Linked DNA regions of Homo sapiens: region 2 is linked to region 1. The links are chromatin contacts, found by Hi-C or POLR2A ChIA-PET in ENCODE. All regions are on one chromosome and are shown on one strand. The core of a region is the stretch at or near the end of the contact, and the rest is flanking DNA. Distances in the headings are between cores, read along the strand shown.

Region 1 (4,098 bases), core at 844-3,343:
CATTACTTGGGTGGGAGAAGAGGAGGGAGTTAGCAGGTGGAGCTGTCTCAGGTGAGCAGGTGAGTCAAGAGATTAATCTCCTGTCTCCTTTCTTTGGGTTGCAGCCGTTCCAGGGTCTATCTTCAGGGATTAATAGACTGCTATTTATTTGGAAACAGCAGCACTGTATTGGAGGACTCGAAGTCCAACGAGAAAGCTGAGGAATGGGGCCGGAGTGGCAAAGACCCCGACCGCTTCAGACCTGACGGCCTGCCTAAGAAATACTGAGCTTCCTGCTCCTCTGCTCTCAGGGAAACTGGGCTGTGAGCCACACACTTCTCCCCCCAGACAGGGACACAGGGTCACTGAGCTTTGTGTCCCCAGGAACTGGTATAGGGCACCTAGAGGTGTTCAATAAATGTTTGTCAAATTGAATTTGTTGGTGGAAACTGGGAACATTGAGGCAGACTTTCTGGGAAGAATGGTCATCTGAGGCCATATGGAAGATAAACAGCACCATGGCAGATGAGCCTGTGACTGAGGGGGACCAAGGACTCCCAGCTGGCCTGTAACTATGCAGGCTCCTCACATGACCCAAGCCAAGCTTCTCTGGTCATTTTCGGCCCCAGCTTCCCCTCCTGAGTAAGCCTAAGCCGGCAAAGCACTGACCATCATCCTGGGCTTCTGAGTGGCTGGAGTCATGGCTCTGGCACAGCCCTGGGCAGTCTTCCATCAGTCTCCTCTGTATCTCAGATTGGACTTCTACCCCCAAATTCCCACTTCTTCTTCAGGGCCTCACAGTTTATTTTGTTGCAGTTTCCAGGCCTCTCTGTATACAGACTTTGTACTGCCCAATTCATTGCATCCTGTCCACTCTCTGCCTCTAGGCCTTGTCCCCCAGTGAGCTCTTTCCTTATGGAGAAGGTACATTGTGGGCTGAGTGTGGTGGCTTATGCCTGTAATCCTAGCCTTTTGGGAAGCTGAGGCAGGAGGATCGCTTGAGCCCAGGAGTTCAAGACCAGCTAGGCAACATAGTGAAACCTCATCTTTACTAAAAACCAAAAAAATTAGCCAGACATGATGGCATGTGCCTGTATTCCCAGCTACTTGGGAGGCTGAGGCTAGAGTACTGCTTGAGCCCAGGAGGTCAAGGCTGTAGTAAGCTATGATCACTCCATTGTACTCCAGCTTGTATGACAGAGTGAGACCCTGTCTCAATAAAAACAAGGTACATTGCTTAGAGAAGCCTAATCCTAGGAGTTCTATCCTAGAAACTGCTATCTTGGACTCTGGTTTCTTTCTTTCTTTCTTTTTTTTTTTTTTTTTTTGAGACAGAGTCTTTCTCTGTTGCCCAAGCTGGAGTGCAGTGGCACGATCTCAGCTCACTGCAAACTCTGCCTCCTGGGTTCAAGCAATTATCACACCTCAGCCTCTGGAGTAGCTGGGACCACAGGTGCGCACCACCATGCCCGGCTAATTTTTGTGTTTTTAGTAGAGATGGGGTTTCGCCATGTTGGCCAGGCTGGTGTCAAACTCCTGGCCTCAAATGATCTGCTGCCTTGGCCTCCCAAAGTGCTGGGATTACAGGCCTGAGCCCCTCTGCCTGGCCGACTCTGATTTATCTCTTATCAACACCCGTGCCTCCCCTGACTCAATTTTTAATTTGTCCCGCTCATTTTACCTAAGGAATGACTCTCCTGTTGGTTTTCCTTATCTTTATTCTCTTTTTTTTTTTTTTTTTTTTTTTTTTTTTTGACAAAATCTCCCTTTGTCAAACAAGCTGGAGTGCAATGGGGTGATCTCGGGTTACTCAACCTCCGCCTCCCGGGTTCAGGGGATTTTTTCACCTCACCCTTCCGAGCAGCTGGGATTACAGGCATGGGCCACCACACCTGGCTAATTTTTGGGTTTTTAATAAAAAAGGGGGTTCACCATGTTGGCCGGGCTGGGCTAACTCATGGGCTCAACTGGCCAAGGGTCTGAAAATGTAGGCCTGAACCACTGCACCTGGCCGGCATTTCGTTGGCTTTTAGTTCAAATAAAATTCTACTTCCTGTCCTAAAGGGGAAGTGAGATATGTAGATAGACAACACAGTTTAGTAAGAGCCTCAACAGAAGCACACACTGGTGGCAATCCAAATTTTGCTGGGGTATGGGAAGTCAGCAAATAGTAATTAGAATAGCTGCCATTTTTAATTGCAATTGCAAGACTGTGCCCTACAGTTTAAATACTTTATCTGATTTAAGCTGCAGAGAAGGCTTTGATGTTCTCAGCTGGATAAACTGAGGTTTAGAGAGGTTTGTGTTTAGGACCTTCTCCAAGGTCACATATGTAACAGGTGCAGAGCCAGGACTGCAGGCTGGTTTGTCTGACTTCAGAACCTGTGATACACTGAACAAGGCCAAGAGGTTCAGCAGTGGAGACCCCTTTCTTCTTCGTGGATCTCCAGCACTTGGTTTAAATGGCCAGGTGAGCCCTTATGCTTGGGGAAATGTCTGACTTGTTTGAGAACAGGCACCATATCTTGTTCATCACTGCATGCTTAATGCCTAGCAGGGTCCAGGCACTCAGTAGTTGCTTTCTGAATTAGATTATCCCATTGAAAACCTACACTTCAACCCACATTACTCTTCACTCTTGCACATTGTCTTCTTCCTCTTAATAAGTCAAACTTGTTGAAAGTATTGCCCATCTACACACCTTCTGATTCTTCACTTCTGATCATATGTTAACCCACTCCAGCCTGGTTTCTGTCCCCACAACTTCAGCAAAATACCTTTGTCACCACTGACCTCCATGCTGCCAAAAACAATGAACATCTCTCTTTTCTCATATCAGTAGCTCTGTGAGCAACATTCAACGCAGTTGCCTTCCCCTTCCTTCCTGATATATTTGGTCTCTTGGCTTCATAATACTACTCTTTCCTTCATCAGCTCTAAGTAGCATAATATTACCCTCTACCTCAATTCTCCTTTATTTCCTTAGCTGGGACTTTTTTTATCTCCCCAAACTCTGTGTTCTTCAGACTTGGCTCTGGGCCCCCATTCTTTATTTCTCTATGCTCTCTTTCACAAGTCTAAATAGTACTTATATGTGGATGGCTTTTAAAATTATATCTCCCCCTGCAAAACTCATTTCTGAGCTCCATGCTTGTACATCCAACTGGCTACTTGACATATCTACATAGCTGGCTTCCAGATATCTCAAACTTAACGTGTCCCAAAATGAACTCGGGTTTTCCCGTCAGAACTCTTCACACTCCAGGTTTCTCCATTTCAGTTAATGACATGGCCATTCTCTCTGTTCCTCACACCAGTTAGGGGAATGTGTTGATGCTTCCCTTCACTTTACCCCCACATTCAATCCGCTGGATGTGAACTTCCAAAGTTCATCTCTAATCCATTGACTTCCTCTCATTTACACCCTCATGCTCCTGGCTACATCATTTCTCATCTGGGGTACTGCGGTAGCCATCTAACTAGTCTCCCCATTTTATTTTATTTTATTTTATTTTATTTATTTTATTTTTTTTGAGATGAAGTCTCGCCCTGTTGCCAGGCTTGAGTGCAGTGGCACAATCTCGGCTCACTGCAACCTCCGCCTCCTGGGTTCTAGCGATTCTTGTGCCTCAGCCTCCTAAGTAGCTGGGACTACAGGCGCCTGCCACCACGCCCAGCTAATTTTTGTACTTTTAGTAAAGACGGGGTTTCACCATGTGGGCCAGGATGGTCTCAGTCTCCTGACCTCGTGATCCACTGCCTCGGCCTCCCAAAGTGCTGGGATTACAGGCGTGAGCCACCGCGGCTGGCCGATTATTTAGATTATTAAAGGTCACTGCAGTCCCGTTTCAAGCTCCAATATCATGTCTGTTTTAAAGCATCCTGCTCCGCTATTGTTGGCTAGATTGTAGTGGGAGTGCTGGGAGGGGTGACGGTTAGAGACTCTTTCCCTGCTCCTCTGGCACCAGCACCTTAGAGAAGGGTGGGGATAGTCTAGTTCTGAGATGTCTTTCTATCACACTTCTCAGCCTCAGGATTGGGAAAGGGGAGAGATGTAAAGGAGGGGGTAATCATTTTGGCCTCACCCTGGTTTGATGTGCTTCTAACTGATGCTGATAT
Region 2 (4,098 bases), core at 475-2,974, 57 kb after region 1:
AGTATAAAGAAGAGTTTTAGGGTTGTGGACAGGAACTCCTTTTATTACAATGAAAAGTGCAGAAAAAGTGTTCAGTAGGAAAGATTCAGTGCAAGATAACAGGGAAAATGTATTGGTAATATCAAGGAGAATCCAAACATTGTACTGTCAGACTAATGCTTTCCATGGGTGAAAACTGCAACTGTCAGGTTAGATAAACATTTATTTGAAGACCTTGAGTTACCACTGAGACATTTCTGAGGCGAAACGCTAAGAAAAACGCATGTAATTGTCAAGGGTGGCAGGACAGTGTTGCTCTCAAAGTCCCGTCTGACTGACAGGGCAGAGGCTCTCCCTCATGGCCCCAATCTGCTTCCCGACAGCTCCAGGCTTTCCTCAGGAAGCTGCCCTTCACCTTTATCCACCTCAGGCTTGTCCTGCAGAGCCCTCTGGAGAACCAGCTTCAGGTTCTGCCTATTTTGACGCTGCCTAAAGGAGCCCACGAAGAAGTAAATGATGGGGTTGGCACTACTGTTTAGAGAGGACAGGGACATGCAAACCAGATAAACATGACAATATAAGACTTCCAAATTCAGGTGCATCCTGTAAATTAGGGCCCCCAGAATGCCGAAGGGCAGGCCGCAGAGGAGGAAGACCAGCACTGTGAGCAGGATGGTCACGTACAGCCTGGTCAGCGGCATCTTCCGGGATCCACAGAGGATCCTGACCAGCAGGACCAGGCTGGAAACACAGAGAACCACACATAAAAAAATCAGCCACGCGACTGGGATGAAATCTGACGTTTCACACCAACTAGAATCAGCACCACTAAACAGGAAGTCACAGAACCTCCACTCCAGCATACTAAACAGCAGGGACAGGCCCCAGAGCAGGACACACACGACCGCTGACAGGTGTGTGGGGCGGCGGCAGCGGTACCAGATGGGCCACAGAACAGACAGGCAGCGCTCGGTGCTGATGGCGCTCAGCATACTCAGGCCTGTAAAGTAGGGAAAGGTCATCACAGAAACGAGGATTTTGCGGATGAGATGGCTGATATTGATGAGGCGTAATGGCAAACGTATAATCTGGAAGCTGAGGAAGAGGAAGTCTGCTGCGGCCAGGTTGAGGATGTAGATGGAGACAGCGTTCCTGCGCATGCGGTAGCCCAGGAGCCAGAGCACAACCGCGTTTCCTGTCAGTCCGACAAGGGAAATGATGCACGTCAGCACCGTGAAGCTCAGGGTCTGATTGTAGCAAGGAGTCTCCTCACGTCCGTTGATTGGTGTCAGTTTTGTACCGAAGACTGGGACGGTTGGATCCATGCTCAGAAACCCTAGTCTGGTGCCCCTGGGAACACAAACCAGATGTGATCACCAGCTGTATCATCTCTGATTCTCCCCACCACCCTGCCGTATGGGATTTACTGTCCTCATTTAAAGAAGAGAGAAACAGAGGCTCGCAGATAATAAGTCACTTACCAAAGGTGGGGGTCCTCAAATCCAGTTTGAAATCCAGTTCTTGTTGACTCTGAAGCCTGACATCTCTCTACTGCCACACAAGTTCTGTGCTGACATGGGAATAACATTAGGATCAAAACACCCCCACTCATCCGGCCAGGGCTTTGGACCCGATGATTAATCTATCCTGGGTCTGAAATTTTCTTTCAGGTGGAGGAATTCAGATACACAAAGAGGTGGTTGTGACACACTCGTGACTAGGACTGGTCATCCATGGACAGGAAGGAAGACCATGCATTATGAACTAGAGGAAAATGTGACCTTTGCTAGGATAAGTGTGAAAATGGCTGGGCCTGGTGGGTGAGAAATAACTCAGTGTGTCAGTCATTGCAGACAGGACTACATTTTACATTTTATACTCCCAGTGCCTATTTCCATGAGCAGCACACTGTGCTTTTCATATACATTCATTCAATGAATGAATGCATGCATGAGACTAATGGTACTGGTAGATTTGGATGAAATGGAAAATAAAGATGAAAGCACAATGTAAGGTATTAGAACACACACGTATAACTGGATGAAGAAAATTTAATTCATCAGAATTCTATTTGTGGAAAGCTGTATCTGTGTTGAGAAGAATTCTTGATGTGTGCCCAAAACTTGAAATTGACCACTGATGTGCCTTTGAAATGAAGACTCAGTGTGGCTTTGCTGAACACCTAGAAGCATTTTTGTACACAGTGTTTGGGTAGGGTGTGGGTCTGAGCTGAATTACTCAGCAATAGAACAGAGGAAAGAGTAAGTGAAGATGAGGTCTGAGTGTAACTGACGGAGGTAATTGAAGTGTGGAAATATCTATGGGGGACTACTAAGTGTTCTGCTGGGTATACACAATGTAAACTTTTTGGTTCTCTCTTTCAGGAGATCTTTGGTAGCATTTCTTTGTTGATGCAAACATTTGTATGAGAGGCGTCCATGAGGGGAAATAGGCGATGTGTAGGGCTTGGAGTGTAAAGAGAGAGATTCATGCAGATTTCAACTGGAGAATGAGGATTAGGTCTAATCTGGGAGAATAACAGCAGCTGATTGAGAGTTTGTAAGGTATTGTCTCTTTTAATCACCCGAAGAGCCTAGGAGGTAAGAATTGGTATTATTCCCATATGGCAGATAATGCAATTGGAGCACAACGAAAGGGAATTATTTGTCCCAGGGGTTATGTATTACATAGTATGAATTTGAGTCCGGCAGGTCTGACTCACAATCCAGTCTTGGAGCAGCCCTTTATACCCAGCACCACCCTGTGTCGATTATATATGTTACAGGGAGTAAAGCAGAGGAGTGATTCTCAAGTTAAATCCAAGTTGGCAGCCAAAATTGTGGATTGAAAAAAAAACTGACCTAAGCAAACTCCACATAGAGAAGGAGAGGCAAATCAAAGAGGGAACAAAATAGAGGTGAGTGAATGCCATTTAGGAATAAATTCAGGAGTTCCTTTTTGCCTATCAGAGGTCACATTTGCTCTGGAATCCTGAGGATGCACAGGGGCAGGAGGCCTCCTGGTGGACAGAAGATGCACCCTTTGCTGGGAGTACAGAGAAGCATCAGGAGTGAATGCATCCATCATGAGCTCTCTTAGAGGGGCAAGGTGCCACAGCCCTGATTGGCCCAGAAAGGAAATGGGAGGAAAAGGAGAGCCTCTGTTATCCACACTCAGGGCACTAAAGAGTTTCTCTATCTATATTTATGGTATGATATGTTTGTCTTCCTCATGAAAACCAAAGCTCCATAAGGACTAAGTCATACCTGTCATTTTCCCTGTAGTATCACCAACATTTAGCCTGTGTTCCTTAAAGACCATCTATGGTATTATCCTCATATAACATAAGATGAAGCCAAGGCATAGAGAATTAAAGGGTTTTCCTGAGTTCACAACACGAAGAGCAAGTCTAATACCAGCCCCTGGTCCCTGGAACCCTGCATGAGGCTCCAGTTCTGTTCTCTGCCCCATCATTCATTATTTCTGAGGAGTTCCTGAAAAATCTTGATGTGAGCACAGAGTCAGAGACAATCAGGGCTGAAGAGACTGCTAGATTGCCCCAATATTCATTTTCCTCTTCGGTCACATAACAATTCTGAGAGTATAAAAGCAGCACAAAGACCCACATCCCAGTTTTCCTTGATGCTGGATGACATTGTATGACCAGGTGCTGTTAAGTGGAAGAATCACAAAGTGATGTAAGCAATTCCTTGCTCACAGGATCAATAGAAGGAGTAAAGCCTCTCCTTCCCCTCGTCCTTTTCCATAAGGCTGGAATGCTGATGTAGCTGGAAACCATGCAAGATCACAAAGATGAGGGCAACTCTCTAGGGACTGGGAGCCCCAATTTTTGGAATTCTGATGTGTGACGCCTTGGAGCTTCTACTTCAGATTTCAAAGATAGTCATTTCTGGGTATTCACAGGGGATTTTTTCCAGAACTTTAGCACACACCAAAATCTGCAGATGCTCTATTTCCTTCTATGTGGTATTTGTATATACCTATGCACTTTCTCCCAGATATGTTAAATCATTTTTAGTTATTTAGAATAACTGACGAAATGCAAATGCTATGTAAATTCTTGTTATATTGTAGTTTTTCAGAAATAATGACGAGGAA

Evidence for each region. A loop is a pair of places that touch in the nucleus more often than their neighbours do. ChIA-PET counts read pairs that join two places held with the same protein, here RNA polymerase II (POLR2A). Pooled maps may share reads with other maps.
Region 2: a pooled map shows a loop between it and region 1 (2.3-fold over the local background). The contact joins the promoter of MRGPRX4 here to the enhancer-like site in region 1. A Hi-C loop is called at or near these places in 1 of 37 single-sample maps with no recorded cell type and 2 of 50 pooled maps. POLR2A ChIA-PET finds 5 or more read pairs at or near these places in 3 of 52 experiments (MCF 10A, OCI-LY7 and Panc1).

The regions. Positions count from the first base shown.
Region 1 is chr11:18,227,671-18,231,768 of GRCh38, reverse strand. SAA2-SAA4 (SAA2-SAA4 readthrough) reads left to right here. Exons shown (of 6, transcript NM_001199744.2): 6 at 105-414. The coding sequence ends at 267. It overlaps SAA4 (serum amyloid A4, constitutive), which reads left to right. Exons shown (of 4, transcript NM_006512.4): 4 at 105-414. The coding sequence ends at 267. Among named protein-coding and RNA genes, the nearest start is that of SAA4, 7.1 kb to the left of the region's middle. RefSeq lists a silencer at 2,339-2,388. Within about 2 kb of position 2,093, at least 2 of the 41 ENCODE cell types and tissues checked have a DNase peak (open chromatin) inside an H3K27ac peak, as active enhancers do; they include OCI-LY7, where a contact is called at or near this core.
Region 2 is chr11:18,170,463-18,174,560 of GRCh38, reverse strand. It overlaps MRGPRX4 (MAS related GPR family member X4), which reads right to left and starts at 1,724. Exons shown (of 1, transcript NM_054032.3): 1 at 281-1,724. The coding sequence starts at 1,304. The coding sequence ends at 336.